Regions from separate parts of the Mus musculus genome. Here region 1 is linked to region 2. Evidence: chromatin loops called from intact Hi-C (ENCODE). Cell type or tissue: left cerebral cortex. All regions are shown on one strand. Each heading gives the region's core, and the rest is flanking DNA. Links, peaks and the distances in the headings are about the cores only. Region 1 has its middle 43 kb from the start of Trim2. Region 2 overlaps Trim2 (tripartite motif-containing 2).

The links. A loop is a pair of places that touch in the nucleus more often than their neighbours do. Peaks named below come from ENCODE experiments on the same cell type or tissue, not always from the same donor. Only the 100,000 strongest peaks of a DNase experiment are listed, where the experiment ranks them.
Region 1: a loop joins it to region 2, with 2.9 times the contacts of the local background. A loop is called at or near these places in 5 of 42 quality-filtered maps.

The regions. Positions count from the first base shown.
Region 1 is chr3:84,300,248-84,304,636 of GRCm38, forward strand. It overlaps a transcript of Trim2 not described here. Among named protein-coding and RNA genes, the nearest start is that of Trim2, 43 kb to the left of the region's middle. In left cerebral cortex, for the core only: a CTCF peak has its summit at 2,249; a DNase peak (open chromatin) is centred at 2,217; H3K4me3 peaks cover 392 bases; H3K27ac peaks cover 228 bases.
Region 2 is chr3:84,217,330-84,221,718 of GRCm38, forward strand. The region is part of intron 1 of Trim2 (tripartite motif-containing 2); the gene reads right to left. Among named protein-coding and RNA genes, the nearest start is that of Gm40078, 9.4 kb to the right of the region's middle. In left cerebral cortex, for the core only: CTCF peaks have their summits at 2,078 and 3,644; DNase peaks (open chromatin) are centred at 446, 900, 2,615, 2,719 and 2 more places; H3K4me3 peaks cover 3,570 bases; H3K27ac peaks cover 2,899 bases.

The DNA.
Region 1 (4,389 bases), core at 79-4,078, 83 kb after region 2:
CCAAGTGTATAAAAGCCAGCACAAAGATGATGCCAAAAAGCGAGATTCAGACAGGGCAGTGTCCAGAATTGTACAAGATACAATTCACACTGGATTTATGAACAGAGATGAACCATAGCACCAGCAAGAGAAGAGGGTCCTGGGACCCTGAGGTGGGAGGAAAGAGACTATTACACTAAGCTAGACAAAGTGGCTGAATATAGCTGGCTTCCTTTAAAAACTATCAGCATGATAACACTGGTTAAAAAAAAACTTCTAGGAATTGTATAAAATACTTAGTTGACTATTTTCATGACTTTGCTTTTTCTTACAGGCTTTAGAATGTGTGGTCGAATCGCTTGGCAGACAAAACGGTAGTTATAACCAAGATGGCTGGTCAGATAAAGCTGGGCTACTGCGACACAGAAATGGCCAAGGAATAATAAAAAGGTGCTTAATAGCATTGATCATTAGAGAATTCAAATCAAAACCACAAGAAGATATCAACTAACCTTGGCTCAAATGTCTGTGACAAAGAGCCAAGAAGCCACACTCTGATGGGCTGAGGAGAGACTGGAATCTCTGCACATGGTTGCTGGGAATGTAAATGACTGTAGCTATGTTGGAAAACAGTACAGCATTCCTCAAAAATCTGAAAACAAGACGTGTATGATCTAAAAGTTCAACCCTGGGTAGATAGCCAACGGAAAGAAAATCAAGTAAAAAGACACCAGTACCCCATGTTTTGTACAAAATGGAATCAACCTAATTGTGCACTGACAGATGAATGGATGAAGAAAATTGTTACCTGGATAATGGGATATGCTTTGGGTATAACAAGAATAAAATCCTGTCATTCATAACAGGTTGGACCTGGAAGACCCTCAGGAAATAGGCTGAGCACAAAAAGAAAACTCTGCATGACCTCACTCACGCAGAACCTGAGACCTGACGTCCCAGAAGGAGAAAGCAGACTTTGGTCCTCAAAGACTGCGAGAGAAGAGGGGAAAGAAAACAGGGTAAGATTTGTCACTGGCAAAAAATATGTAGATGGGAGAAATAAATCCTGGTGCTCCCACAGGATGACTACAGTTAACAAGATGTATTGCATTTTAAAATGACTAGAAGAGAGGATTTCAAATGGTCCTGTCACAAAAAAATTACTAAAGCTTGAAATTATAATATGCTAATTAGCACAGCTTGATAGTTACAGAAGATAAATATGTATAAAACATTACATTATACCCCATAAATATGTATGGTTAATATATGTCAAATCAAACGGAACAGAAACAATACAGAGCCAAGTCAAAATACAAGAGCCTCGGCCCAAGGACAAGGGAGGGAGAACGCAAACAAGAGTCTTCTAGCTATCTTGAATTATTTCGCCACCCAACAAAGATGTTTCAACCTGTAAAGAGCGGGCAGCATTGTATGCTTCTTGACTAATAGAGACACAATACTTTCAATTGCTTCTGTGGCTTAGAGAAGGAAAACGTAAGATACACGTGAACTGAGACTAGATCTTATGTCGCTGACAGTACTGTTTACATACACCAGACAACCCTTGTTTCTTACCCCTTCCCATGTGCCCATTTTCCAGCCCAGGAGACGGACAGTGTCTTTCTCTTCATTTCCCAGTGCCCATGGACCATTTCCACCTCCACAGGAGGCTGCCAGGGAACTCTGTGGGGTTGAATTCAGGGAGGAGACAGAGGTGGTCAGTTTGTGAAGATCAACCTCTTTTGATTCACAGCCAGAAAAGCCTCTAGGAAACTAGAGATTGTTTCTTCATTTCAGTAATCCAGAGCTCTCAGGTCAGAAAACTATGGGCCTCCACAGAGAAAGAGGCCGGCATTTGCCAGAGCAGGCTTTATTTCTCCTTTCATAGAAATAAAGAAAGGAAGGGGAAGAGGAGGGAACGAAGCAAGCAAGCATAAACTTCAAGGATGGAAGATAGAGGTCCTGGGACAAGTGGTAGCCCACCCAACACCACCCCATGTGCCCCATGCACTGTCCTGTTCTGGGGAGACAAGGTCTGGTGAGGCTGCCCAATCTGGACTGTAAGACAGACCTGGCAGGGGCATATTGTTTGGCAAGCACGATGCACTTTTAGTTATTTTAATTAGTTGCCAATCTGTAAAGATCTAGTGGTTTCACGTTAACAAAAGCTAGACTCCTGGTTCCCTCCAGCAGAGCTGGCTAGCCTGAATGTAAGCTTCTACTGCCCTCCCCAGTTAACCCTATTAGACCATGGTTTCACTCAGCACTTGCGCCCCCTGCCTGCCCCTGCAGCGACAGACCTGGGCATCTAAGGCATGGGCAGGTGTCTGTCCATCTATTTTCTTACCCAGAGAGCTCTCACCAGGCCAGATGAGTTAAAATCTGAGCCTGGGAAATGACCTGGCCTCTGTAGAAGAGGCTGAAAGGTCCAAGGTCTGGAGCCAGGGCTGGAAGGGGCTAAGGTGAAAGTGGTTAACAACTTATTTTCTTCTAGATGCTCTGTGGCAGTGAATGGCACCATTTTATAGTCCCTTTGTTGGAGCCAATCAGGGTCTGATTTACCTATCTCCCTAGCTCTACCCCCATTTGGCAGTAACTAACTTACTTCTCTTTCCCTAGAACAGCTTTGATGTCTTGGCTCTTCACTGTTTGGACTGACCCATTCTCAACGCCCTACACTTTACCCACATTTTCCATTCCAGATCAGGGAACACTGGGAATAGCACCCTTTTTTTTTTTTTTATCTCACCATTAAATTTAATAGAAAGGCTTGATTTGGCTTCTACGTCATTCTTCATACCTCAGAGCCACATTGGTTGCTTTTCACGGCACATTCACTTAGTCACAATCTGATTTTAATTAACAAAGAACTGAGAAACCACACCATGGGGTGAAGATCGAGATTTAGTGAAAATTCAAGCACCAAATACCAAGCCTCACTTTGGGACCAGGACCATAATCCCATATGTAAAATTAAAGGATCTATATAGTCCATAATATGTATCCATAATGGATTTAGTTTCCTACCTATAGACTAATTTATAATCAGTTGAGTTTCTAAGCTACGTTTGGATGAGGCTTTTCTGAGTGTTAAAGTGCCCGCCACCCCTTTCTGCTTGCTTTCTCCTCCTGTCTGGCTTGCTCTTATTAAATCAACCCTCAAAGGTCAGGCTGACAAAAGCCACTCAGCCAGGAAATAGAATCGGAAGAACAGCCCAAACCTTGGCGTGTCTCTTACGCAGGTCTGGAGATCACTTTGCTGTGACCTGGCTGTGCCTGAGAAGACACAGACCTGAAAGTTCCAGCACTTGTTCATAGCTGGCTTCGCCAACTGGCACTAGTCTTGATCTGTAGAACCTTTTAGAGAAGGCCATGTCTTCTATGTCCCACACCCCGGGACGCTGCATACTGGACACGAGAAATCACAGGCGAACAAAAGCAAGCCTTGCACAGAGACCTCAGGAGACTGGGACAGACAAAACCACAGGCTTCTGGGCCAATGGGGACACCCCAGTATCTGAACAAGGCATTTGGGGGGGAGGGGCACTGGTCTGTGTTGAGCATTTCTTGGAACCCTTTAGGGAAAGCCAAATTCCTCAAGAGATACCTAGACCTCAGAGAAGACTTGCATTTTTTTGCCAGATGTGTAAAGTTCAAAATCTCCAAAATTAAATAAAATACTAAATTGTACAATAAGGTTTCCACTAGCAAGCAATGGCAACATCAAACAAAACCCACGGCACCTTTTCACAAGATTCGTAATTTGAGGAGAAGGAGGGAATTGGGGTCTTTTCTTTTGTCTCTAGTCTCCAAATATATGCTTGCCCTGGAAGAACAAGCACCGTGTGCAGGAAAGGAAGAAATCAGCGTGAAGCCTGGCAGAGAGGCTTGAAGTCTCAGAACTCTGAAATCCCCCTGGGATCCAGACCCAGGGGCAGTGAGCCTGTTGCCCAGCGAGGTGGCTTCAGGGAGGACCGCGACAATCCCTATGCAGTGCACAAAGATCCCCACGGACAGGAGGGCATAAGCTATTTCTCATTGCTGTGAGACAACCCTAAAGGCTCATCGCCTTTCCCAAGTGGCTGGACAGGACTGTGCACCTCGGCTTCCTAGGCCCAGGGTTCTTTTGTGTTGGGTTCGAACACAGGAGCAGTCCTCCTGCGATGCGCTTAAGTCCCTCCCGCAGCTGCCAGGGCTGAAGCTTGCTCGCGCCACCTCCAGGCTAGGCTTGGTGACTTGGGTCCCCTTACCTCACTCCCGCAGCCTGATCCCTCACCCATCGCTCTCTAAAGCTTCCAGTAGAGAAGCCGGAAACATTCCAAGCCTGTCGCCTGCCCTGGGCGAGGTGGCAGATACTCACGTTTCAAGTGTTTGCCAAAGTGCCCGAACTCTGGTCACCAACCAGAA
Region 2 (4,389 bases), core at 310-4,309:
CATGGCTGTACCTCCCCCAGCCAGTGTTTTGGGTTGTTATGAGCCCATCGCCATCCTTCTGTGCTTGCATTTGCACTGTTACTGGTGATTCAGCTAGAAGAAAGAGGGCAGTCTTCAGCGGGATGAAAACAGGGTGACCCACTTTCAGTTAAATCAAGTCTGAACTCCAGGGAGTCACTTTGTAAATTAGAATCCAAGATCTTTTCTTTCGGGGTGTGTGTGTGTGTGTGTGTGTGTGTGTGTGTGTGTCTGTCTGTCTGTCTGTCTGTCTGTCTCTCTCTCTCTCTCTCTCTCTCTCTGTGTGTGTGTGTGTGTGTGTGTGTGTGTGTGTGTGTGTGTGTGTGTGTGTGTTTGAAGGACTGAGAACCTCTCCTTTAATTTCAGTCAGTCTCCAGGCGAAAGTGTGCCCGAGCTGCCCAGAGCTCTGCTTCTCCTGCCAGGGATGGCTGTGTGACAGCTCCCTTGATGTGTTGGCTTCTCCACATGAAGCTGATTTCTAAGTGGGACTCAAGTCCTCACTCTCTTAAGCCTTGCTCTGGACTTTCAAGGTTCCAAAGGGCTGAGTCTGTGCGAGGAGTAAGGAGCGTTAAGTGGCTAAGCTAATCCGACATTTACCTTTGCCATGCCCTGGGACAATCAAGATGAGTGGGGTCTCTTCTCCCTAATCCATCACTGTGCCATGGCTCCCCCAGACTCCCTCTGGGGACTACACAAAAGCAGCTGAGAATTCTGCAACCACTGAAAAGCAGGGAGCAGCCATGTTGCTAAGGGGTAAGGATCTCTTCTGGGAGCTGAGAGAGGCTGACAAAAAGGGAGAGAGTATTTTAGCTCAGAACTCCCAAAGACACAAACCTGTGTGACAGACACCCTCTTGCTCTTGCCTCTGGTGCACAGGAAGCGTGTTCCTTCTGTTGTTAGTTAGCATACATGCTTCCTTCAGGAATAAGTTTGCAGAAAAAGAATAAAGAGCGCTTCACCGAGCAATGAAGGCAGAACCCGGTGGAGAGGTGGCTAGAAAGACTGGCATACAAAAAACAGCTACACGTGGCTCCTTCAAGTGAGGCGATTTGAATACTTGGCTCCCCAACCCCACCCCACCCCACTCTGTTCTAATCTAAGGCTCCAAGTTTTAGGCAGAAACCCGATCTCCTGAATTCAGACAACCTGTAGAACAGAAATACTCAGAAAACCCTAATAGCCGATGTTGGTGAAGCTCTGGGCTCTGACCTGCAGCCCTCCTGTAGTAAGGGACAGATGGCAACAGAGGATTTTTTTTTCTTTTTAAAGCCAAGACAGATGTGCTCAAGTTAACACCCTGATACAGTTTAGAAGTAATACATTCAAAAATTTGCAGGAATAAAATATGATCCAGTTGGAGGTGTTCCAAACAGCACTGGTCTGGCAAACACATGGGTCTTCAACTGCAGCATTTTTCTAAACCTAAAATATTTCTTTCTCTTTTATATGTTTTAGAACAGGAGAACATTTGGCTAGAGAATTAGTCTCCACCAGAGAAATAATTAGAGGTGCGAGGGTTCTTAAAATGTAAGTTTTGGTAATTTTAAGAAATGTCTTCATACTTAGGGTGTGTATGTAAAGCAGGCAGATAAGTGTGTTGAATTAGGAGAAATCAATGCCCAAGGCTATCCCAATGGTGAGCAAAAGGCTATCCCAATGATGGGCAGTTTCATTTTAGAGACAATGAATACGGGCTTTTACTTTGTTTCATAACTCATAGCGTCCATTACTCTTTTGTTGTCCTAATCATTTAAAAACTATCTTAGGATCGTGACATTCACAGGAGTAGAAACCTGTCCAGACCTGGCTGTCTTTTTAAAAACTATGTGGGTTAAATATCATCAGTCTCCAAACAGCCTTTCTCAGAAGTCAAGAGAATTTTTTACATTGCCTTGCAATCTTTGCAATGCAAATTGCTTGTCTTTTTAGGAGAACTCTTTAGAGGGCCAGGAAGCCCTGCTAAGGATGTCTGAGGGCTAGTCACCAGAGGAGTTTCCCCTGCCACACCACACAGGAAACTTCTCATTGTGTCCTGGTGGGCTGGCCCTCCAGTGGCCGGCATTATTTAACACTACACTGGGTCAGAACAGGGCCAATAAAGCACCTGCCTAAAAATAAGGGAAGTACTCTGAAAAATCAATTCATACTACGCAAAGAAAAATGCAACTTAGGGAGGGATCAAATGGCCCTCTTTATCACACTGTTTTAAAATCCCCAGCAATTTACTCAAGGAGAATAAAACTGCTGTAACATGAGATGAAGAACAGATAGTTTTGTAAATGCCTCATTTGAAGTCTAGATCTTGGAAGCTATGACACAGAACCTATCTTTTTTTTTTTCAGATGAAAATATTGTCTTTTGGCTCCAGAGTTCATTTATTCACCATTTGATTTTTAGTTGGAAATAAATGGCCTTCCTACTGGCTTTCCTATTGCCGTACAATGAGGATTAATGTCAGGGTGGGGCATTCTTGCAGGAGGAGGAGGGAGTGGAAAAAAAAAAAACTGACACAAAAATTACCCGTGATTCAAGGAAGCAGAACTAAGGGCCAACCCAAGGATTTCTCTCTGACTATGTAGTTCTTTCATTGAGCTCCACCCAGATTTGACTGTACGTCCAAGGCAAGAAAAATTGCCAGAAAGAAATATTTGATGCTTGTACGTTTGCAGCTCTCAATGGCATCTAGAATCCAGGGGGTCGTGTCATGCATTATGAATGAATGGGTTTCCAATGGTAACTGGGAGGCAGAGAGCGTTTCAACCCAAGGCAGAGAGCCGGGTGGGGGAAGGGTAGAATCGCACACCCTCCACCTAGGAGTAGCCAGGAAGGAACCCTGAAAATTTAATACTTTATCTCACTAAAAAGATACAGGAAAAGTAATTCTTGAAATAAGTCAAGACAACATTACAATAACGACTGAAATGGATTAAAAAAACAACAACAACCTAATCTGTTCACAACAGCTTTCTCCCCACGTTTGTTAATTTGATGCTTTTGTTTAGGCAAAGAGTGGGTCTTCCCCTATTTTGTAGTCAAAGAACATGCAGCATCACCAAGAAAGGAAAGCGAGAGACGCAGGAGCAGTTATCCACCAGATAGAAAAGCAAGCACCCAGGACCTACCCATTTCTCCCGATCAACAGACTAGTCAGCGAGGTAAAGAAAGACACCCCCTCGAGGCTGTCGCTGCAGCTCCGCGGCCATCCAAAAGAACAATGCACATTTCTGCTACCTTCTCAAGTTTGGAAGCACCATGCAAAGAGACTGGTTAAAATTCCCTACCATGCAATGCAGCCATCATCAGAAGCCCAGCATATCTTCTGCTCTAAGTAGTGATGCGCCAGCTCATGAACAGGACAGAGGAAGAGAAAAATGGAGGAAATGAGAGAAGGCTCAGGAAAGTCGGCAGGAATGTTTCTGGGTCATTAACAAGTAGGAGACCCCCTTCCGAATTCAGACCAATCAATCTTTATCTCACAGGACATCTTTTTCTCAGTGTCTGTTGAAAGGACTGCAGCAAGCCACACTGCAGCAAGGGATTGTGGGATAGGGATGCAGCAGCGAGCTGCAAAGAGATTCGCGGGTGGCTGGCTTTCCCCTCTGAGTCAGCAGTCAGCTGTTCGCATGCTCCGGTGCAAGGCTGCCGCCAGGCTCCATCCCTAAATCCCCGACTGCAGGATTAACCCCAGGAGGCATAAGGAGCAAGCATCGCTGGCGGTGCAGACAAAACTGGTACCCACCCAAGGGTGTTGCAAATCAGAAAGCAGCTTTGCTGGTCAAATAAGCCAGTGCAGAAGCAGGAAGAACAGATTCGAGAATCGATGAAAAGTTCACATTTAGAGGCGTGTTTTGGGTGGGTGTGACACCATGGATTCTCAACAGTTAATTAAACTCAAATCTGTGTCTTTGGGTGTAGCAAATAGCTTGAAACAATGCAGATTGCTTGAAATGTAAAATCAGATCCACCACAGGGCTTCTTCTACCCTCCCCACCCAATGTATCTCCCAAGTAAAGGTCTGTGTAACACAGTTCCACAATGCAAAGGACATTTCTCTGATCTTTATTGTTCTAATCATTTGGGAGGAAAAAAGTTGATGGTACGTACTCTGATTAGGGGAAACCAGATTCTGTTCTGTTTCTGGTTTCAGTTAAGGATCGAGAAACCTGACAAACTTTGCATTTGCCCATAACTTGATTTCCTCCCAAGTCATCGATTGGACCCACTTAAAATATTTAGAGCACAAAATGGCCAACAAGTGCCTCTCTAACAGTGCTTAGGTCTTTATATTGTAACCAATATTTCAGGATCAAAGGCATACATGGTAGAATGGAACTCACAGCTTTCACAGTGGAGGCAGGCAATACTATTCAG